6 separate regions of the Homo sapiens genome follow, and all the other regions are linked to region 1. A link is a loop called in an ENCODE intact Hi-C map of the cell type or tissue named here. Cell type or tissue: endothelial cell of umbilical vein. All regions are shown on one strand.

Region 1 (4,000 bases):
TGGTGTTATGATTAGTATGCTGTGTTTTCAGTCCAACAGGTTGTGAAATAAAATCTGTTTCTTCAGAGGGCAGGAGGCAGAGATGGCATGGCAAAGATTAGAATAGAGGTGAGGCTTTCAGACATCTTTTTCAGTATGGAGGAAGCCAATACAAGAGAAGCAACAAATTATAAGACCTTATCAATTGATTTTTGAATGGTGACTATGGGAGTAACCCCCAAATCTTGAGTGTCTACATGGACCCTGAAGGAGCTGGTATTCTGATTTTCAGTTTAAAGATGTAGCCAAGATCAAAGTTGCTAAAGCCCAACTCCTTTATTAAAACCAATGCTTTCTCTAAGGTCCATATCTCTATCACTGTTGTCTACCACCAGGTTGGAAACCTCAGGGTCACTATACACCTTCCTCTGCCTTAAAGCCAATTCATCAGTAAGTTCTTACAGTTCTGCTTCCTTCATATTTTTTCTCACATCTGTGTTTCCATTCCAATTTCACTGCAATCACCTACTGCTTTTTATCTAGCTGATTGTTTACTAACTGGCTCTCCAACCTCTTTCACTCCTCTAGTCCTGTTTCTTTGCATTCACTAAATCTAAGATGACTACATTAGCCTGACACTCAAGGTCAGTTCCGTATCTCTTCTAACTTTTCTCATGTGTCCTGTATATTGGCCATACTGTACCCTCAGATTTCTTGAATATCCTCCAGAACATCCTGGGAATCTACATTCTGGGCTCTACATCTTTGCTCAAGTTTTCTCTTACTTTGAATATCCCATATTTCATCTCTGCCCTGTTGAAATCATACTTATTATCCTTCATACTTATTAAATGGTGTCTTCATCTTATAACTGTCTTGATTCCTCTCTGCCAGGTAGGACTTCACTCCCCACAGTGAATTCCTCCCTAGGTCTTTCTCCGAAATGCCTAAGCTCTTTTTTTTCTTAATCTTATTTCACTCACTCAATTTTATTTCAATAATGGCTATTTATGTGCATATCCCTCTTGTGAGACTGTAAGCTCTCTGAAGGTAAGGAAATGTCTTAGTTATTTTAGTATTCCTAGTGTTCACCTATTCTTTTCTTCTTCCTTCTCTCCTGTCATTCATTCATTTACATATTCATTTTACAAATATTTATGATGTACCCATGATGTGCCAACATGGGCTAAAGAATAAAACAGGACTGGTTCCTTCCCTCCCAGAGTTTACTGCCTTGTCTATACTATTAAGCAATGTAGCTTAGACAAAGCTGTCATTCAATAATTGATTGTGGACAGAATGAAATGAAGCTGAAATTAAAGTGTATTTTAAGAACGGTCATAGTCTGAATCCCAATTAAGTTTCCTACTTTTTATGCAGCAAGGTAGCAAAACTACCTGACTGGCTGCTTTTGCTTTAAGTCTGTGAGGGGTATTTAATAAGAGCAGGACTATTTTGCTCAGTAAGGCTAGGCTGGCCCTCATGATTCATTTAAATATAGGGTCAAAACAGTAATGACATATGTCACCTAGCAGAAAAAAGTGTTTATTTTTGATATTCATAGACAGGGCCTAGGATACTTTCAGATGTGTGCTTCAGAAAATTAAGAAAGCTTTCTTTCAAACATAAGGACATAGCAAAACCACCAATATATTACTCTTTTATTTTTAACACTGCAAAAATTATATTGTTCTTCATATCAATGCCCTTGTTTCCTTCCCTAGATTCGCTCTTGTTTCCTACCTGACATCTTGTATCACACCCTCCTGTTGCCTCAGTGATCACTTTGGGAGAATATTGATAGCACAGAGGCATTGGAGCTACCTCTATAAACAGGAAATGTTAGCAACTCAACCTTTTTGGCTCACCCCCTTATTTGTCTTATATCACTTTACTTACCCTTATACCACTGGGCTGTTTCCCAACTGTCCAGATAATAGAGAACTGCTCACCATCCTCAGAAGCAATTCATGTCCTGTCTCACCCTCTCTAATGGTTCTTCGGACTCCTTTTTCCGGAGCTGAGAAACCCTAAAACATAGCACCCGTTTACGTCTAGACATGCACAGGTGCTGTGAATTGACCCCATTTTTGCAGTTCATAGTTTATTAAGGAGGAAAGAATAAGCCCTGTCATAATTAGTTGAAAATACATTTTGAGGCTGTATAAAAAGAATTATAAACATGGCACATCTGAGGGCAAGTCTTTTCAAGCCTCTGTGGCGATGCACTATTCCCTGGAGCCTTTAGAGGGCAGCAGCACACTGGCTGACTCCAGCGGATTTCAGAGAGGCGAACTCCCGACCAGAACCTTCCTCCTGGTCACCATGCCAAAGGTTGATTTGCCAGGCTCTGGCCTCTCAGTCTCTTTCTTTTCAGTTCTCATTCTCTCTCTCTCTCTCTCTCTCTCTCTCATTCTCTCTCTCTCTCTCTCATTTTCTCTCTCTCTCTCTCTCCAACCCCTTCCTCCTCTCTCTCTGTTAAAATTATACACTCTGATGAAGTCGCCCCTCAACCGGAAAATGAAAGCTCCAATGAAAAAGTTAGACAAGCCAACAACAACAAAGAAAGAAACCAGGGAAAAAGGAAAAGGGGGCTGGTGACAGGGAAGGACTTAAGAATAAGAAAAGGGCAGATGTTTCGCAAATATATGCAAAGCAAAACTGGGTGTACCCTGAACACTTCCACAGAGAAACAGACCAATCATTGTGCACTTCCTCCCGCCACACTGGTGGAGCTCTGCATTCAAAAAAAGAAAAAAAAAAAAGGCAAAAAAGCGTGGCCGCAGGCACCCGCCTTTCAACGGTCAGTTCTGACATTCTGACTGAACATCTCTCAATTGTCCAAGGAGAACAAAAACATTTTCATCTCCTCACTGCAAACATTTCTGTTATGAGAAAAGGCTGCTTCAAGAATTGGGAGTGTGTTTTAAGGAGACTGGCGGCCGAGTTAGCCAGCAGAGCCTTCTGGTTTTTAACTCTCATTGTGCTGGCCCCAGCAAGAAGTTTTAGGCTGAAACATAGCAGTGAGTAAGGCTGTGGAGGATGTTGGCTCTTTCCTAACTAGACCATATTGTATGTGGAAAGAAATATGCATTAAAACATATTGATGATATGGTAGGTATTAAGCATGTTAAATGCATGGAAATTAACCAGATCGGCGGCATTTGATGTATATATTTCACACTCTTTTGCACATATTGCACACATACAGTGATGGCAATGCTTTCTGCAACATATGGAAAAATAAATATTTTATCTGTGTGAGCTCTTAGCAGTCTCCAGGGTGTTGAGAGTGCTCTCTTCTTTCACCCTATCCCAATTTTCTCTCTTCACTGGGCTCCCACCCTCTCTTGCACGTTAATGTGCCTTTTACTTATCAGCTTGGTCTTTTCCTATCTGGTAAGTAATGTGCCTGTTACTTATCAGATAGGAAAAAATTAGTTGGAACCTCCTATTGGCTCATGATAATTTAGACCAGTGATGCCTCCCCCAATCTTACTGGAGTCGTAACAATTTCCCTACTCTTTTCCCCAACAATACATTAAATAGGCTTAGTATCTGGGCAGGAGAGAAAGGGTAGGTGGTAACAAACCACCCCAATAAGGGTGGTAGCGGAACTGCGCTCCACTACCTATTAGCTGTATGTCCTGGGTAGATTACTCCGCATCTCTGAGCCTCATTTTCCTCATCTGTAAAATGGGAATAATAATACCTACCGCTTAGGGTTATTGTGAGGAACAAATGAGATAAGCCATGTAAAGTGATTTGCCTTGTGCTGGCACATGGTAAGAGCTCAATAATGGTAGTTCCTCTCATAGGGATTGTTAGTTCTGTGATATTCATCATGTTAGCTTTAAGAAGACATTTCCGGGCAAGGGGTGGTAGCTCATGCCTGTAATCCCAGTACTTTGGGAAGTCGAGGCGGGCGGATCACGAGGTCAAGTGATCGAGACAATCCTGGCCAACATGGTGAAATCCTGTCTCTACCAAAAATTCAAAAATTAGCTGGGCATGGTGGTGC
Region 2 (4,000 bases), 1.3 Mb after region 1:
ATTACAGGCATGAGCCACTGCGCCTGGCCCCCTCTGGGCAAATCTTAAAATTGAAGATGGTAAAAGCATGGATAATCTGTCATCTTCCTACAGGTAAAATAGTGGAAGAAATTACTTCATCCAGCAAATAAAGAGAACAATGGTTTCTTGGTGACCCAAAGTAAAGTATTTCAGAGTACTATTTTGTATTCGAAGTAATACAAAAGACAAATATATTATTCAGTGGATACTGCAACAATAGACAGAATTGCAACAAACATGAATTTAGCCAAATCTCTTGCTTGGAGGCCTGCAGTGGAGGAGAAATATCAGAGCGATCTTGGAATCGGACCTATCTATGTTTGAATCAAAGGTCCAGTCCCTAACCAGCTCTATGCCATTAATTCAGCGTCAGCTTTGTCATTGTGAAATAAAATATCCTCATTGCTGAACTTGGTGGTTGTCGGTATTAAATAGATCATGTGTAAAAGGTGTCTATTATGGTATTTTATTGAACACACAGTAAGTGCCTAATAGAAAGTCACCATTGTTCCTGTTCCTTTCAGCTGAAGCTATTGGGGAACTTTCTTTTTCTTTGGTACTACACCTGATTTTATGAAGGAAATTAACGTGCAAATAGGACATGATTTATGGCCAGCAAGAGAGACACATAATGATTTGCAGTCTCTTTTGGGAGTCAGAGTCTATTCTATTTGGCCTACCTTGTAGCTCAGCAACATTACCAAGTCCTTACATTATCAGTAATGATTGAGCCTGGAAGTCAGCCAAGGTTACCAGGTAGTGATGTTAGGGTTAATTTGGGCTTCATGTAATTTGTCCCTCAGAAACTGCAATCTAGGGATTCAATAGAAAAGGTTGGGATACCTTAAGGGAAATAGCTAACACACTCTTTCCAGGTAGATACCAGCTATAACTTGTCACATCTTGTATTTCAATCCTACAGTCTTAGACCTAAAAGGAAACTTAAAAATTGCCTAAGCCTGGGAACTGGATGGGCTTCAGGAGGGTTCTTTCATCTCCTAAGATTATTTGCAACATGTTATACTGTGTGTGCATACGGATGATATTCTTGGCAAAATGACCTTGTCTTTCATCAGATACTCTACTGGGACCACTGCACAAAAATATTATGATGCACTATGCTTGAACAATCTCCAGGAGAAGTTGTGTGTGCCTGTGTTTTAATGAACGATGAAGCATGTTCTGGGATTCAGTTGCATGGTCTGGCCATGGTCCCACAATGAGTTAGCATCAGAATAGAGGAGATAAACCCAGATATCGCAAGGACTGTATTCTACTGTCATTCAATTAATTTGTACTTATTAATACGTATAATTTCCACACTACACAGGCATTGTGAGGGATGTAGATTATAAAAGTGAATATCTGTTGTCATGGAAGTTACAGTCTGGATGGGGAGAAAAGTAAGGCTCTTAAAAGAAAACAGAAACAAAAAAGACTCAGTACCAGTATAGAACAAAATAAGTCTGTGACTGCTTGCAAACTGCAGTCTGTAGTTGTGGCAAAGGAATTCAGAGACCACGATAGTGGGTAGGGTCTGAAGAAAAGAAATGAGCATTATGATGAAGCATTGGTGAGGATACCGGCCTTAGTAGTTTGTGCCAGTGAGGAGAAGGTAGGGTATGTTGGACCTTGAAGTGGTCGGAAGTTTTCAGTCTTGGTCCAACAGCAAATAGAGGGTGGTTAAAGTTTTTACTTCACCATATTATTTTTGCTCCCAGAATGACTCTGATGTCTCTATGAAGTGTACACAAAGCACAATCCACACTTATGAATTCAGTTCAAAGATATTAATATTATTTCAGCATACCTGTTAAAGTGACTTAACAATCTACTTGTAGACTGAGTTTTTGGTCATATTCGAAGGACCAAAAAATCAAAATTGATTTAGGATTAACTTCAAAATAGGACCCAATCACAATAGTTGTTCCTATTGCACTGCTATGCAGTTTGCCTGGGGTCATTTCTTCCTGGAGAGTGACGCCTGACACGCCTGCCTTCCACTCAGCCTCCACAGCTGGGAACAGAATTACACTGGTGCCCTCTGCTGGGATGAAATGGGAAGTTGATCAGGAAACAATGGTGTCCTCGTCTTTTCAACATAGAGATGGAGGTGGCGATTCCAGGCCCACTGCAGCCTCCAGGCTGGATTCATTTAGTGTTCTCTCCAGGCCTCCCTCTCAGGTGTCTTCTTTGCATCATACCTGAATTTATTAACCAAAGGGAGTAATTGGATTTTTATTGTAAGAAGGTTGTCAGCTAATTTTTAAAAGTAGTCCAAGGAAATGCTGCCCCCTTTCCTCTGACAATTTGAGAGCTGGGCCCTGGTTTCAACACACAGGGCTAGTCATCTTGGGTGGTGGCTTGGCCGTCTTGCTAGAGAACAATACATATTAAGAGCCACGGGGAGACTCTGGGACCATTTAAAAAAATCCTGTTAAATTATTATTATTATTATTATTTATTTTAACGGTGAGGAAAGCACATTGATATTCATTGCTGATTTTCTTGGCTCAAATAAACAGCATTAATGCTATGGTGTTAAATTCAATTTAGAGTGTCTACTCTGGTGTGCCTTTGGTACCCTGCTCAGCTGATTTTTCTGCTAGAGGTGAAAAAACATTCAGTTGTAATTAAGAAAGGGGTGGGGGAGTGCTGAGAAGGAAACCGAAAGAGAGAAGAGTTGTGAAGTCTCATGTGTGCAAATTGGTAATGGACTTCTAAAATAAAATGATGGGGGCTGGGGCGGGGCGGGGCAGGGGAGAGGATGGATTGAAATGATCCTTTCCTGCTCCCCACTTTTATTTTATTTTATTTTGTTTAGGATCAATAATTTGGACATGGAGGTCTGCTGCTGGTTTCCATAACAACCTGGCTTATTGAAAAACTGCAGGCTCCACGAATCCCCAATTATCAGCCTTCCAGGGCTTATTAATGGAGTTGAGCATCCCAGTGAGGCAGGCAGCTCATTGCTGGCACGTGCCCGGTGGGCTGGCGGAGGGTGGAGGAGATGGGAAGAGGAGATGTGTGGTGAGACAGCAGCCATTTGTCCCCGTCACTTGCAGGGGAGGGGGGAGCAGTCATTCAGGAGGCTGTGAGAGCGTCTCTTGAAACCCTGAGTGGCTGCCGCTGCTGTTACAGGCAGCCCAGAAATCGAAGCATAGCTTGTTTTTCCAGCTCCACCCCGAAGCCATCTATCTGGAATAAATCCTTATGAATATATCACAAGCCCTGTATGTCTATTGAGCTTCTATAATTAATCGGGCTTTCCTCACAAAGACAATGGTGACTCTATATTTCTAATATTAACTCAAGCCTTAATTAAAATGTGAAGCCAACCTAATGCATATTTGATAGCTTTGAATTACTCAGTCTTTGGTCTGGCTTCACTTATTAGGCCCTCGCCATAGAATAATTACAATAGCAACAATAATACCGATGATGATCAAAATACAGATAACATTTACTTATCTTGTGCCAGGCTTTCTGCTAAAAGCTCCACATGGAGTTTCTTGTTTAAGCTTCACAATGATCCTATGATGAGGGATATCACTGTCCCTTTTTTACAAATGAGGAAACAGAAGCAAGAGAACTTAAATGACTTATCTTAGGCCACAGGGCTAGTGAGTATATCAGAGTCTCATTTCTGCTCCCTTTCCATAATTATTTTTTATTTTTCAACATGCGTATCCTCAAGATAGAAAAGGAACAGCACATTTACAGTAAATTTTGTGCTATCCAGTGTTAATTGGGGAATGAAACATTCTGGTTTATCAAATATTTTGATTAATAATTGCTATTCATGTCATGATTGGGTTTCCAATGGGAAAGATCTGGGATATAATAAAACATACACAACATTAGAAGTATAGTAATCATTGTCATAAAATGCTTCAGGATCATTATACAAATGCGACTTTTTATTGTAGTGCAGAAGTGTTAGTTGATAAAGACTTCTGTTTGACAAAATGCCAGTTGA
Region 3 (4,000 bases), 790 kb after region 1:
CATTGCTATACCCAGCCCTAGAAAATAATTAATCTGCTTTCTGTCTAAAAATTTGCCTTTTATAGATATTCCATATGAATGAAAACATATTTGTAATCTTTTATGTCTGACTTCTTTCACTCAGCATGTTTTTGAGGTTCATCTGTGCTGTACCATGTCAGAAGTTTTTATGACTTTTTAAGAAACTGTTAAACATGTACAAAGTGACAAATCATTTTATATTCCTACCAGCAACATATGTGGGTTACAGTTTCTCCATATCTTCACCAACGCTTATTTTGTTTGTCTTTTTTTATTATAGGCATTTTAATAGGTAGAAAGTGGTTTCTCATTACAGTTTTAATTTGCATTTTCTAATTCAAATGACTTAATGTGATTGAGCCTCTTTTCATGTACTTATCAGCCATGTCTTTGGTGAAATGTCTATTCAAATTCTTTGCCTCTTTTGTATGTTATCTTCTTATTTAATTATAAGAGTTCTTTATATATTCTGGATAACATTTTTATTAAGTCTATGATTGACAGGTATCTTCTCCCAGTCTGTGGCTTGTCTTTTCATTTTTCTTAAGTGTCTTTTGAGGGACAAGAATTTTTAAAATTTTTATGAAATCCAATGTGTCATTTTTTTCTTTTATGCATTATGCCTTTGATGTTCTATATAAGAACTCTTTGCCTAACCCAAGAAATTCCAGCGCCATGAAGATTTTCTATTATGTGTTTCTCTAGAAGTTTTATAGTTTTCATTCTTACATTTGAGTTTATGATCCATTTTGAGTTAATTTTTGTGTTTAGTATAAGGAAAGCTGTCTCATTCTTCATTTTTTCCCATTAAGTTTCTGGCTCCTCTGCTAATCTGTTGTTTGCTCTAAGCTTAATCACACCCTAAGGCTAACTATGATATCATCCCTCCCCAATTATTTGTCACCAAAATCACTGTTGTTCTTGACAATGTCCTGGACATGGGGACTTCCGACTCTACTCCAAATGAAGCCAGTCCACTTTGGCAGTAAAGATGATGGTTTTCCTGGTCCATCCTGTCCCTAAGGTGGTGTGGGCTAAAATGCCATTAAATAACACCATTCTTACCCAAGGTTCAGTAGTTTTCTTAAATATAAGTTTTTGAGTTATTTGTATGCCTTTGGTTGATTTTGATAGTTGGGAGTTTTTTTTTCAAGTGTCCAATTTTATTTTTGCTTTTTGGGGAGAAGATTTGCCAATCTCTTCACTCCACCATTCCAGAAGTCTCAGCCTCTCTGGGGTAATTTTTATAATATGGGCATTTGAATACCTTAAAACATTATAAAATGTGTTATTTTTGTCAGAGTTCATGAGCTTAAAGCAAGTCACATAGTCATTCCTTTGTTCAATAGAGAGAGATATAGAATCCTCCCATAGGAAGGAACATCACAGGGATAATGTGGTAGGCAGCTCATGACATAGTTTCCAGTGTCACACCTTGGCGTCATCCCTTTCCCTTGAGTATGGTGTGGACTTAATCACCCTCTTCCAGAATAGATAGAATTCAGTAAGAGTGATGGACTGTCATTTCTGTAATTAAGTTAGGAAAGACTACTACTTCAGTCTTGCTAGCTTTCTCTTTCTAGTGGGCACTCTTTCATTCCATCTTGCCTTTTTGGGTTGCTCACATTGATGAAGCAAGCTACAATTTTGGAGAAACTCATATGGCTAGGAACTGAAGGTGAACCCCAGCCAATTCCCAGCAAAGGACTGAGGCTCTCCTATTGAGTTAAAAAGCCCACAAGGAACTGAAGCCTGCAAACAAACAGAATGAGCTTGGAAGCAGATTCTTACTCAGTTGAAGCATGAAATGACGATAGCCCTGGCTGACACCGTGATTGTGGCCTTGTGAGAGATCCTGAAGCTGAGGACCCAGTTAAGCCATGTCCACATTCCTGATCCACAGAAACTGCTTGATGTGTAAACCACTAAATTGAAGGGGTAATTTTTTTGTGCAGCGATATATAACGAATACAGAGAGTAACTAAAACATTTAGTAAAGAGTGAAAAATAATCCACAATAATAGGTATGGAGCTGGATAGGATATTTCTTATCATACATCAGCACTTCTAAATGAATCACATTTTGATCAGGGTGGCTTTCTGTGGGTCTCATAATCTGGCATTTGCTCTGAATAGCAAAGTAAGTATTTTTTTTAAATGAGATTGGAAAAAGATATTTTCTTGTGCATTATTAATGGTAGTACTCTAATTTCTCATTGATATTTTGTAATTGGCAAATGTTTTGATGACTGTCTACTCTTTATAATTTAGTGTTACTTTAAATAATATGTAAATACTAAAATCAATAAGCTTCACTTATATAGAAAGTATTCAGTAAAAAACATAAGGGAAAACTCTTCCAAAAACTAGAGTGTTGGAAAAAGAGACCAAAAATGTAACTTGACAGTGGAGAAACCTGACAAATACCACCTTAAGCCAGGTGACTGAGGTTAACATCAATAGTGATGAACCATATTTGATAGTATGTAGCCTTGATGTGATGTGATGATAATACCACACTTCTTCTGTGGTCTTCCTCCAAAAAATATTAGCCCAGTCTAATTGTTAAAAAAAAATAGGCAAATCTCAATCAAGAAAAATTGTGCAAAATACCTGAATAGTAATATTTAAAACTGCCAGGGTCATCAAAACCAAGGACAGTTTGAAAAACTACCACAACCAAGAGGAGCCTAAGGAGACATGGCTACTGAATATAATGTGGCATCCTGGATGTGATCTTGGAACAAAAGAAAGACATTAGTTAAAACTAAGGAAATCTGAATAAAGTATTGACTTCAATCAAAGATAATATATTAGTATTGGTTCATTAATTGTGACAAATGCATCATCATCTTTTGTTGTTGTTGTTGTTGTTTGTTTGTTTTTTTTTTTGATACAGGGTCTTGCTCTGTCTTCTAGGCTGGCATGCAGTGGTGCAATCTTGGCTCACTGCAACCTCCGCCTCCCGGGTTCAAGCCATTCTCCTGCCTCAGCCTCCCAAGTAGCTGGGATTACAGGCATGCACCACCATGCCTGGCTAATTATTTTGTATTTTTAATAGAGGCAAGGTTTCACCACGTTCACCAGTCTGGTCTTGCTCTCCTGACTCTCAGGTGATTCGCCTGCCTCGGCCTCCCAAAGTGCTGGGATTATAGGTGTGAGCCACTGCGCCTGGCCCACTTTTCTTTACTATTAATATTTTACATCATTATTGTATATTCTGCTGGTTGTGGTGACTCACACCTGTAATCCTAGCACTTTGGGAGGCCAAGGTGGGTGGATTGTTTGAGGCCAGGAGTTCAAGACCAGCCTGGGCAGCATGGAGAAACCCTGTCTCTACTAAAAATACAAAAAATTAGCCTGACCTGGTGGCACACTCCTGTAGTCCCAGCTACTCGGGAGCCTGAGACAGGAGAATCACTTGAACCCCGGGAGGTGAAGGTGGAGGTGGCAGTGAGCCAAGATCATGCCATTGCACTCCAGCCTAGGCGACAGAGCGAGACTTCATCCCCACACCTCCCCCTGCCTGCCCAGAAAAGAAAAGGAATAACTGAAAGTAAAATGAAAACTTTTATTTTTTATTCTTTATTGATCTTAAATATAACAGTTTGTTCAAAATAAGAATATCAACAATGTATTCAGGTATGTAATTATGTATGCTTACATATAAGTGAACTGAATGATACAACCAATAATACAAGGGATGAAAGGGAAGAATTAGGATTATTTTATTACAAGGTACCCACACTGTGCGTGAAATTATATAGTGTGATGAAAAATGGACTTAGATTAGTTGTAAATATAGATTGTAAACTCTGGGGCAACCCCCAAAATTTTTTTAACAAAATATAGATGAGAGGGTAAGAAATAAGAGAAAATGGAATTATAGAAAATGCTTAATTAAAACCACAAAAAGCAGAAAAAGACTAGAAGAGCAAAATCAGGAACAAAGGACAAGTTCAATGAAATGAAAACAGTA
Region 4 (4,000 bases), 440 kb after region 1:
AGGAAAGGTTGTATACTAAGGTCACAGGTGGTATGGTTGAGATTAAAGCCAAGACTGAGAGTATAGTAATGAATTGAGAAATGAATCATACACTTTTGACCTAATATGTAATATGTCTTCCCAAATCGTCATTTTTATACATTCATTTTCAATGGAAAACAACAACTTGAATATCTTAGAGGTTTTTTCCCCCAAGAAAGACATCAGGCTGTAATCTCCCCCCACAAAATTTAATACAGTTCATAGCTCATACCCCTACCGGATAATCCCCAAAATGTCTTGTTCCTTTTTCAAATTAGACATCAGCATTCAGTATAACAATTAATCAATGCCAACAATGTTCCATATGCTTTATTAGCATTCATTCACCGAATCCTTCCATGAACACTAGGAAGTAGGTACTAATAAAAACAGAAACAATTTTGAAGTACAGAATCTCAGAGGTGGTTATCAGTAATTCTAGAATATCAGTCTGACATATGGGTCCCTCCACTTTTTTTCAGTGCACAACGTGAACACTGTGTGGCACAGTGTTTCAAGAATTAATGTTTGATTTATATCAAAGCATTATGTTTTTTACTTCATCTTAATAGTAATCACAAGAGTGACTTAAGCCTCCTACATGAAAGCAGAGATAGAAAAAAGATGACCTTGGAAGTTACATATTTTCTTTTCCTGTAAGTATGAAGACATGTCTATAAGTTATTAGAACCATAAAAAACCAAAAAACTAATAAGAATAAAATTGTGAAAGAATATTGAAACCTCCTTAATAAGCAGGTTCTTGTAGGATATTGAACAAGGTATGTATGTTGTAGCCCTGATGCTATATTTGTGTCATGCTGAGCAAGCTACTTAACATTTAGGTGCGTAAGGGTTTTTTTCCCTAAAGTGGGAGGATTTAGATCTCTAAATTCCTTACCAATCATAATTTTAGAGCAAATTATCTATAAAGTCAATTAATAATTTGCCTTGCTTCATGTATTACATAATAGTTGCTAATCAAAATGAATAGTATTATACTCACAGCTTTAACTAACTTATAGCTAAGATCAGGCTTGCTTTGTAAACATCTCTCTAAAAACTCAGAAGTCCATGAATACTAAGACTTTTTACTCCTCCTGTAATTTTTGACCTCTACTGGAAATCTCACCTGCTACCCCTGACCTCGAATATTGCAAGTATTAATACAGTTTCTGTATATAGTGTACTTAAGCCAAAAGTCAGAGGCATGAGAAAGGTAAAGGCCGGGACAAAGGTACTACAATTCAGCTACACACTTGTAATGCTTCCCATTAGTTCGTTAGTTATATTAGTTCCAGAAACTATTTTAACACGGTAGGCTGATACTGCAAGCAAAAACAAAAATCATGAGAACAATGAAATAGTAGGTCTTAGCGCTTAAGCATATCTACTAGTAGTAATACTTGACAAGCAGCCCACCTTCTTTGTGATCTGGAAATGATTTGATGATAAAGCCAAATTCTAGAAATATAACTGCTATCTTTTGGGAGATCAAAGGTCATGTGAGGGGGAGAGCTAAGGTCAAGAGCAAGCCCCTTAAGCCTACTCCAGAAATTTCACTAGAGGGTGCTCTTGGGCTTTCATGACTTCTCAGTTCTTCAATAAGAACCAAGTATTGCTTAGATAATATATTCTGCCTAGTATAACTTGGACTCCATCATGGATCCCATATCCAATACTTCAATATAGAATTAAAAGATATCTCCAGCAGACCCTGGGCCTGGTTTTTTATTTTCCTGTGTAATTTCCTTGTTTCTACTGATAGTACACTTGTGAGTTTCACAAATTTAAGACAGGTAAGAGATCTTAAGAGGTCTCCAAAAGTCTACATTCTATTAAACAACCACAGAAACTTCCTAATACATCAAAGTAAGATTAAATGGGGATTAACTGATAAATCTATTTTTGCAAATATATGTTTTACAAACATATTTTAATCTTATAATAGGTTCATAATTTATATACCTATTGGAAGAATTATTATTCCATAAGATCTGTAGAGAAAGTCTGATTGTCAAATAGAATAAATTTCAATTATTTATATATGTATTATTCATATGTCTCATGACATCAAATATTGAGCACCAAGTAAGTACTGAATAAATATTTCTTGACCCTTTATTGCACATACATATTTTTATAACACGTTCCAACAGGATGACATATAATTAAATTTTAATCTCTACACCATATGTTTGAAATTTTTTCTATAAATGCAGTTTCACCTTTCTGGAATTCACGTTTAATGACTTATTCTGTTTATTTCTAATGATAATCGCTTTTTATATACTTTCCATTTTTGCTACGTTTTTAAGAGAAAATGAAACATGGAAATTGTTTTGTTATGTGATTAACTTTTTAATGTTTCTATTTGTTTATTAGAAGATTAAGAAGGTTATTTATTTCTACATTAAAATATTGGCAATGGCATATATCAATGCATAGTGATTTTCTTAAGAATTGCAATGAGTGACTCAGTAAAATTCTTCTTCACTTTCAGGATGTAAAGAATTATGGCTACTAGCCATTATGCAGGGTGATGTTCTTATCACACATAATTGAAAACTCAATAGTTTTAGCATCTTTAGGGTTGACAGTAAAATTCTGAGGTTGACTATGGAATGCTAAGTCTTTGAAGGCACTTCCAATTTGGCTAAACTTACAGTTTCATTATTCCTTAATTGAATTAAGTTTAAGTTTCTCTTAAAATCAGCTTGAGGCTTTTGACAAATTAGAAATTTGGGTCCTGAATAGTAGCCCTTTACAATATATGAATCTGCATAAAGATGTGTTTTAAATGCCTATTTGATAAAAAGATAAGCCTGGTCACTTATGGATTCTAGCTCCTTTCAACATCCTGCATGGATTGCAACCAGTGTGAAAAATTGGGGATCTTTAAAGTGGTCTCAGATCTCTTATAAAGCAGTCACCTGGGCTCTTAAACTGTATGGTGCTTCTCAAAAAGGGCTCCTTAAGTATCCTATCTGATGTATGTTATTCCCCAATTCAACTTGCAAAGGACAGAGTCACCAGCATATATTCAAACTGTATTTCATCCAAGTGGGTTGTCAATAAGCTTAAATCACTCTATGAAGAACTGGCAAAATTCCCATGGATACTGTGAAAATAAAGGGAATCAATGAAGAGATATAATTATTTTAGTCTCAGATTTAATTAATTTGTGGGAGAGGTCATTTTCTCTCAAATATATTCAAGTTTCTTCAAACACAGGTCAATGTTTGCCAGCTGATAGGAAAAAAGAAAACATTTAGTCTGAGTTTCCCACGTTTATATTAATCTCTGTATCACAGCTAAATAAAATGTTTCATAAATCTTCATATAGGCAAAAGAGAGTTCAAGCTAAGGCAGAGTAACAAGTATTGCCAATAGAAAATAACCTCTTAAGTACTGTTTCTACTATTTCCTGTTCTAATTTTTCTATTGGAGAGAATGAAACAAAGTAATTTCACACCTGGTTTTATGAATCAGCTCACTAAAGATTCTAGGTAGAAGTTACACGGGAGATGCAAGTATAACTTCATTATTTTACAATTAGAACACTAAGACAAAGAAAGAATAAAAGTGGCGTGCTATCCCATGCCATGCAGTTAGCATATGGCAGGTCTTACTCAGAGTCCCCAGTTCCTAATCTAGTGTTCTTTCTACTGCAAAGGTTTCCAGTGCTGCTTGGTTTTTCATAAAGGATCTGTATATCATGTCAAAATTTCATGTTGACTTTCCTTGAAATTTCAGAGAAAAAGAAGGCAGTATAAGAAAAATTACTCTTCATTGTCTAACTCTTCAAGTCAGACAGCATTCCTATGTGCAATGATCCTCGATACAGTCTAGGTCAACTGATCTCTATGAGTTTTCATACTCATTAAAATGTATGCATCACAAAGTACAATTAATGTTCTCACTGACTTTAGGGACCTTGCATGTTTCATCCGTTCCCTAACCTATGCCATCCTGAATCC
Region 5 (4,000 bases), 650 kb after region 1:
CAATTAGTACACATTCGAAAATATTGGTTTGAATTATTGCTAAAATGTCTTCTAATTAAGATTATTCCAAAATGAAGCTAACATCAATAGGGAGACAAACAACACAAGAGGCATCAAACTGTATAAGAAGTCTGAAAGAAAAAAAAGACTTAACGTCATGAGAGATGATTCTGTCCTCATTTTCACGTTAAACCAGAAGCTTCCTTCAGGGTACAGCTCAATGAGTCACCCTAGAGTATTCTAGGTATATATTGATATTCCTAAAAATCTAAACATATGTACCATATACAAACCGTGTCCCACAATTTATCACTTAAAGTTTATTGTTTTTAAATGATTTCTCATTTATGAGTCTTTTCTCTCATTAGACGTTAATCTCTGTTATGTGAAGAGGTCATGCCTTATCTAGGCAGATATCCTACAAAGTGTTTGGCTAAGTACCCTAGTACTTTAATAAAAATTCAATATGCACAAATTTTCTATACAGCTTTAAGTAATTTTCTGTTTTTATTTACATACATCCCTTCATAATTTTCTAAGAAAATCAGGATCTACTCCAATTTCCTCATTACCCATCATCATCCAGAATGATGAAGAGATGTATAGATTATTAAGAAAATATTTGCGTTTGCTGAGTAAACCCGATATTATCTAATCAAAAGAACAGCTTCGGCTGTGCTGCTCCTAGCTGTGCTAGTCCACACAGCTTTCCCAGTTTTCATGAATTAGTGGAGGTAATGTTAAACCACTTTTCTAGTAAGAGTGCATAAGGATATTTAAGTGAGCTCATCCCTCTAACAAAGGAAAGAATAATTTTCATTAATCATTATTCAACAGTACATCTTCTTGAACTAAATCATGAGAGGAGGAACTTATGATGTTTTTTATTAGTCAAAACATTTTCTATATATAGCTTAGTATATGCAACGTGCCAAATTACAGAATTCTATTTACTGCTAATGTCAATTTACCACCACATTGCTTGATATAATTCAAAGTTTTCCAAGGAGCTATTTGACCTCCTATAGACTGAAAATAAAATCATGAGATTTAAATTACTTAATGCCAAAAAGGAAAGTCATCTTTTTCTCCTTCTTATGTCTTTGTTTCATAAAACTATTATCAGACAGTCCATGCAAACAACTAAAAACAAAAAATTATATGGTGTAGTTAATTGAAAAAATGCTTTTGCTACACACAGAAATTGACACTAAGTGCTGTATTAGAAGGAAATCAGTGATTTTCAATTGACATTGCACAGGAAATCATTTAGTGTCAATTGATATTAAATGGGTAAAATTGTACTGAATTAGTACAAAATGATTTGGTGGAAAAAAATGTGCTTCCATTAGGTGACTTGATATTAAGTGGGCTTAAATGTAATAAGTTTTAGAGGTCACTAGTCAACAAAAATTGGGGCATGCTATTCAACCCTGAGTACATCAGACTGCTTGCTCTTAATACCCTCATCAAAAGATAAGTTAGTGTCATACTATCATGACAAAATTGTCTTCCTTTGGGCTTTCAAGGGAAGTGGGAAAATTCAAATTGTTTAAATGAGCTAAATTAGCCAGTGGTAAGGACCATGACTTCTTAGATTTATCTGGTGGTCCTAATCCTTTAAAAATATTTTTTTTTCTAGAATTTTTGGCATGAAATGAAAGGCAACATAACAGCACGTATTTTATGTAATATGGTCCAGATTGCGCTTTCTTTATAAAATGGCTTTGACAGTAAGCACACAATAAATTATATTGTGTTAGGGAGTGATATGATTATATATAATGAAGTAACCACTTTATTGATCTTTTAAGAAACCTATGTTTTTAAACCTGAGTAATGAGGAAAGAGAAGTGTGTGGCTGCAGGAGACACAAGGAAGGAGAAGAAACAGGAAAAGTTACATTACACAGTCACTACAAGAACAAATTGAATAAAATATTATAGATATTTTCTGGGAAGAGAAATGGGGGTTTGTGAGGTACAGAAAATTGTAAAACTCATTTGTTACTTAGTAATACAAGAAACAATAACAATAAAACAGACATACTGGGAACACTCCACCCAACAAAAACAGAATACGCAATCTTCTCAAGTGTATGTAAGGCAATTACCAGTGTCCAGGATAGACCACATATTAGGCCACAAATTAAGTCTCCATAGATTTAAATAGACAAATATCATACAAAGTATCCTTTCTGACCACAAAGGGATAAAGTTAGAAATCAGTAACAAAATGAAAACAGTTAGGCAACATACTCTTAAACAAAGGATCAAAAAAGAAATCACAAGAGAAATTAGAAAACACCCAGAGATGAATGAAAAAGTATTATCCCAAATCAAAACTTAAGAAACACAGCAAAAGGAGTGCTAAGGGGAAAGTTTATAATTATAAATGCTTACATTAAACAACAAAAAAGACCTCAAATCAGAACCTAACTTTACAACCTAAGGAACTAAAAAAAAAAAAAAAAAAACAAACTAAACCCACAGCTAGCAGAAGGAAAGAAATACGTATTAGAGCAGATGTAAAATACAGAATAGAAAAATAAGATAAAACCAATAAAACCAAAAGTTGGTTCTTCAAAAATATTAATAAGATTGACAAACCTTTGGATATATATACTAAGAAAAAAAGAGAAGACTCAAATTACAAAAATCAGAAGTGAGAGAGGAAACACTACTACTATTCTACAGAAATAAAAATGATTATAAAAGAGTACGATGAGCAATTGCTAGGCCAACGAATTGGATAACCTAGTTGAAATGTAGAAATTCCTAGAAAAACAAAACCTACCATAACTAAACCACAAAGGAATAGAAAATCTGAATAGACCTATATAACTTGTAAGGAGATTGAATCAATATTCAAAAATCTCCCAATAAAGAAAAGTCCTGGACCTGATGACTTCACTGGTGAGTTCTACCAATTATTTTTAAAAAGAATAATATCAACTAAAGTTTCCTCAAAAAACAAAAAATTGAGCTACCACATGATCCAGCAATCCCACTGCTGGGTATGTATATACCCAAAAGAAAGGAAATCAGTATATCAAAGAGGTATCTGCACTCTTATATTTGTTGCAGCACTGTTTACAATAGCTAAGATTTGGAAGTGTCCATCAACAGATGAATAGATAAAGAAGATGTGGCATATATACATAATGAAGTACTATTCAGCAATAAAAAAGAATCCCTCTCAAACTTTTCCAAAAAAATCAGAGAAGGAAACACTCCCTGATTGATTACATGAGGCCTGTATTACCCTGATGCCAAAACCAGACAAAAACACAATAAATAAAAACAACAGACCAATATCTCTTATGAGCATTGACAAGGATTGAAAATCCTTAACAAATTATAGCAAACCAAATTCAGTAGCATATTAAAAGGATTTTACCCTATGACCAAGTAGGATTTGTCGTTGAAATGCAAGGATTTTTAACAGATGTAAACCCATCAACATAATACACCACATTAACAAAATAAAGGGAAAAAACAATAATCTTGATTAATGCAGAAAAACTACTTGACAAAATCTGACATCCTTTTATAATAAAAATCCTCAAAAACTAAGAATAAAAGTAAAAAACCCTAACATAATAAAATCCATGTATTAAAAACTCACAGCTAAAATAATACTCAAGGGTAAAATACTGAAAGCTCTTCCTCTGAGATCAGCAACAAGGCAAGTACTATTCCACATAATACTGAAAGTCCTAGTCAGAGCAGTTAATTAGGAAAAAAAGAAATGAAAGGCACCCAAATCAGAAAGAAATAAGTAAAATTATCTCTGTTCACATATCATATGATCTCATATGTAAAAAACATATTCCACAATTTCCACCAAAAAAAAACCCTGTTAGAACTAATAAATAAATACAACAAAGCAGCAGGATAAAAAAAATCATCACGCAAAAATCAGTCACATTGCTACACACTAACACTGAACAATCTAAAAAGAAAACTAAGAAAACAATTCCATATACAGTAGTATCACA
Region 6 (4,000 bases), 490 kb after region 1:
AGTGGTTGGTTATGACTTGCTCAGCTAGTAACTGCAAGTGCCAAAATTCAAACTGTGGAATATTTCAAAGTCCGCCCTTTCTAAATTCAATTTTGGCCTAAATCCAAGGAGGTAGTGTCCACAGAATTAGCTAGAAATTACTTATTTCCTAAAAGATCAAAGTCCCAAAGAACTCTGTATGATTTCAAGGCTGCTCATATGGTAATAATGGATACATTTCACTTCATAGTCTAATCAACTAATAGACTTTAGGACAGTGAATATGAATGACATGAAGGTGCCTTGAGAACCATCAAGTCCTACCTCTTATTTTGAGACTAATTGAAGATACTGAGGCCCAGTAATTGAATCATATAGATTGCTAAAAGAAGTTCTGAGAAGAAATGAAATACAAAAGCTTGGTTTCTAAGGCTGAATATCATGAGAAACTATCATGTTATCCTGTGTGAGTGAGCTCCACGAGGCCAGGTATCTTGTCTCTTTTATGGTCAACTGTATCTCCAGTATCTAGGAGAGTTTATGGTACTATAACTAGCACATAGTGAGCACTTAAAAAAAATCAGGTGCTCAAATAACACGGTTTAGTGAAGGAATTAACGGGTTCATATATGTGAATGTGTGTAAAGTGGGTGCAAGCATGTAATTAAATGGAAAACTGGTCATATTTAGTTAGATGTTACTAAATTTATTTTTATTTGCCATTTGGATCACATGATTTTCTCCTTTAAACATCCCAGTGACATTATAAATGTCTTATGTAGCAAGGTCTTTGGCTTCAAATGCCTTCACCAGGAATTAAGAGTTTAGTACACCATCAATGAATAGAATTTACAAAGTACCCTTTGGGCAGAATCATTAAGGAATTAAGGAAAGTTTTTTAACATATTGAGAAATAACACAAAAGGTTCTGAAAATAAAGGATAATATGAATATTTCATCTTTGTCTTAGTTTTGGGGGGTGGGGAACACAGAAGCAATATTTCATTTCTAAAACCATGTTCCCATGAAGCTGAGCAGAAGGACTGCTTATAACATAATTTTCCAGCCAAATTCCCAAAGGGCCCCCAACAGGCTTTCTCAATTTGTGGGCGCTGTCCTCTAACAATCTATTTCTTTCCAGACTCTCCTTGGAAACCAAAGATTTATGTCATTCTCTTCATATTTTAAAATGAAATTGTTCCAGGTTAAAGAAATTATGAAAACTGAAAGCCTGTCTTTATCCAAGAACCAACACTGCCTGGACAAATAACTTATGAATACATCCTATTCTGGAGGTATCATCAATGACTTTGCCTCTGTAGCACTCTTACCATTATTTGGACATTTCCAGAAATCAAGATCCACTTCAGTTTGTGAAGATGAGCTGTGCTTAGACATAGGCTTAAAAAGAAAAGGTAAATAAATATTCTGTCAGGTTATATAGAGGGAAGCAGACCCTCCCTTTTATAAATAACGTATACATTTGCTTAAACTCCAGAGTAAAGGAAAAATCTCATGGACTGAAAACATTTTTTAAAAAAATGAATATTCACTAAACAATCCTGAAATGCTTTTTGCTCTCTGAATACATTCAAACAAGTAGATATCACAGCATTTCATTGATAGCTTATCAAACCACAGAATAGAACAGGAGGACAGAATACAAAGGGCATTCTTAAGGGAGCACCATCATGATTGTTCTGTAAAAACATATGAACATATTGCTATAAACTCATCTTCACAGGAAGTCACACAGCTTAATAAGCACAGACCTGCAAGTTAATATTAAAATTCACTTTGATTTCAGCAGCAGCAAAGCTGATCCAACTAGGAGCTATTACATAAAACCCTTATTGTCATATTCGTCATCACCACTCTCAATAGAGACCACTGCCAGCACCAAGAAGCCAGCCCTCAGTTCACCTCAGGAAACAGGCTACACAGACGGCCGTCCCAGTAACAATGCAGCAGTGAGATGGCCCTGTTTATTTTATCAGAATGGCACTCCCTTAATTTTTCAGTTCTCTTTATTGATGTCCTTTTTCATGTACAGGTCTATTAGATTCTACTTCCTTTACTGTCCTCCCAGGAATTGGTGCTTGCCAACTACAATAAGTTGTTTTGACAACTTGTCTAGCTATACAATACTCTGTTTCCTTCCCTCTACAGTCTTTTTGGCTTCAAATGAGTGCCTTCAAAATATAGCAGAGACTATCCAACCAAACTATGCTACAGGGGGGAGGAGCTTTCTATGTGTAAGCAATGTCCTGCCCAAACTACAATCTTTCATGTGCTCATAGTCCTCTTTCTTTTCCTATTTATTTTTATGGATAAATCCCCCTTGCTATCTTGTCTACTCCTATCTTAATAAGGAATGACTGCCGTGACTACCCCCATCTAGCTATGCCATTCACCGCCAGCACCTCTGCTCTCCTCGTGTGCTTCAAGAAGAACTGATTAGCACTTTGCATAATTAACCTGATTAGCACTGTGCATAATCAAACTGATTAGCACTTTGCATAATTAAAAAGAAATAATAATAATAACAATAATAAGCACTAAGTAATATCAAAAGCTGTTAGTCCCACAGCCCTTTGGTTACCTCCAAGATTAGTTCAGTGCAGCATATTTTGCACCTTCACATTGAAATCTTTTCTTTAACTCAAAAGTCAAGAAAATAAATTAAAATGCTTGCAATCCACAGACTCGTTATGGTTTTCATATCCATACCAGTTACCAAAATAATCAGTTTCTTACCCATACACATCTCCCTCAGTTTGGGTCTTACATATTTTACCCATGTTAAAATGGAGAAAATGGGGATATAAAACCAAGTGAATGAAAAATATTTAGAATAACATTAGAAAACAAGATATATGATGCGTATAGAAGCATAGAGAGAGTTATATAGAACTATATAACCCTCCCTTGTGTTGCTTCTGGGTGACAATGAGGCATGTGGAAAGAACTGGACAACCTATCAGAAAAACCTGGCTATGACATTTCCTGGCTAAGTGATTTAACTTTTTGGAACCTCAGTTCCCTCATCTGCAAAATTAAAATAATAACACCAGTTCTGCTACCTCAATAACTGTAATTAAAATAATAATTTAGGAAGGTGCTTTGTGAACTGCAAGACACTTTACGTACATGAGGTATTCCATTCTAGGTCCCTAAATCTCCTATCCCCCAAATTTTATTTCACACCATGGACAATATTATACATTATGAATAATAAATTTTAGGCTCAGTGCAGTGGCTCACACCTGTAACCCCAGCACTTTGGGAGGCCAAGGCAGGAAGATCACTTGAGGCCAGGAGTTCAAGACCAGCCTGGGCAAAACAGCAAGATCCCCATCTCTACAAAATTTTTTTTAAAATTAGCGGGGTATGGTGGCATGCACCTGTAGTTTGTTTTTTTTTTTTTTAATTTTTTATTCTCATAGGTTATTGGGGAACAGGTGGTGTTTGGTTACATGAGTAAGTTCTTTAGTGGTGATTTGTGAGATTTTGGTGCACTCATCACTTGAGCAGTATACACTGCACACAATTTGTAGTCTTTTATCCCTCACACCCTTTCCCCCTGGTCCCTAAAGTCCATTGTGTCATTCTTATGCCTTTGCATCCTCATACTCAGCAGGCTGAGGCAGAAGGATCGCTTGAGCCCAACAGTTCAAGGCTGCAGTAAGCTAAGAAGGTGCCACTACACTCCTGTCTGGGCAACAGAGCAAGACCCCATCTCTAAAAAAATAAGATAAAATAAAAATTTATATTTATAATGCCTTAAAATTAAAAAGTTATAAAGTCCTGTTGCATGCTTTGCCTTATTTCTTATTCAGGGCTGAATGTGACTAAAATTTTGACTTGGAGTTAAAACTGGACTCTAGTAATTATTGTTTCCATCACAGCTCTCATTTGTGTTTCTGTGGAGGTTAAAATCAAGCTGTTGCTGGAAATTCACAAGAGAGGAGAAGAAAATCTAGTACATTACTATTAATTTGGGACTACAACATAAGAGAAT

What was found. A loop is a pair of places that touch in the nucleus more often than their neighbours do. Peaks named below come from ENCODE experiments on the same cell type or tissue, not always from the same donor. Only the 100,000 strongest peaks of a DNase experiment are listed, where the experiment ranks them.
Region 2: it touches region 1 in a loop (12-fold over the local background); 13 of 110 quality-filtered maps call a loop at or near these places.
Region 3: a loop joins it to region 1, with 4 times the contacts of the local background. A loop is called at or near these places in 23 of 110 quality-filtered maps.
Region 4: a loop joins it to region 1, with 4 times the contacts of the local background. A loop is called at or near these places in 13 of 110 quality-filtered maps.
Region 5: it touches region 1 in a loop (4-fold over the local background); 4 of 110 quality-filtered maps call a loop at or near these places.
Region 6: a loop joins it to region 1, with 2.4 times the contacts of the local background. A loop is called at or near these places in 2 of 110 quality-filtered maps.

What each region holds. Positions count from the first base shown.
Region 1 is chr3:114,381,738-114,385,737 of GRCh38, forward strand. All of the region lies in intron 8 of ZBTB20 (zinc finger and BTB domain containing 20), which reads right to left. The region is part of intron 7 of ZBTB20-AS1 (ZBTB20 antisense RNA 1); the gene reads left to right. Among named protein-coding and RNA genes, the nearest start is that of ZBTB20-AS1, 32 kb to the left of the region's middle. In endothelial cell of umbilical vein, a CTCF peak has its summit at 2,216 (motif pointing right); a DNase peak (open chromatin) is centred at 2,264; H3K4me3 peaks cover 678 bases; H3K27ac peaks cover 973 bases.
Region 2 is chr3:115,691,026-115,695,025 of GRCh38, forward strand. The region is part of intron 2 of GAP43 (growth associated protein 43); the gene reads left to right. Among named protein-coding and RNA genes, the nearest start is that of GAP43, 70 kb to the left of the region's middle. In endothelial cell of umbilical vein, a CTCF peak has its summit at 2,065 (motif pointing left); a DNase peak (open chromatin) is centred at 2,036.
Region 3 is chr3:115,170,926-115,174,925 of GRCh38, forward strand. No RefSeq gene overlaps it. Among named protein-coding and RNA genes, the nearest start is that of ZBTB20, 26 kb to the left of the region's middle. In endothelial cell of umbilical vein, no CTCF peak of the experiment used is centred here; no DNase peak of the experiment used is centred here.
Region 4 is chr3:114,826,130-114,830,129 of GRCh38, forward strand. All of the region lies in intron 4 of ZBTB20 (zinc finger and BTB domain containing 20), which reads right to left. Among named protein-coding and RNA genes, the nearest start is that of ZBTB20-AS3, 45 kb to the right of the region's middle. In endothelial cell of umbilical vein, a CTCF peak has its summit at 1,564 (motif pointing right); a DNase peak (open chromatin) is centred at 1,592.
Region 5 is chr3:115,030,502-115,034,501 of GRCh38, forward strand. The region is part of intron 2 of ZBTB20 (zinc finger and BTB domain containing 20); the gene reads right to left. Among named protein-coding and RNA genes, the nearest start is that of ZBTB20-AS4, 68 kb to the right of the region's middle. In endothelial cell of umbilical vein, no CTCF peak of the experiment used is centred here; no DNase peak of the experiment used is centred here.
Region 6 is chr3:114,872,729-114,876,728 of GRCh38, forward strand. All of the region lies in intron 4 of ZBTB20 (zinc finger and BTB domain containing 20), which reads right to left. ZBTB20-AS3 (ZBTB20 antisense RNA 3) reads left to right here and starts at 305. Exons shown (of 3, transcript NR_126422.1): 1 at 305-468; 2 at 1,184-1,394; 3 at 3,617-3,786. In endothelial cell of umbilical vein, no CTCF peak of the experiment used is centred here; a DNase peak (open chromatin) is centred at 1,993.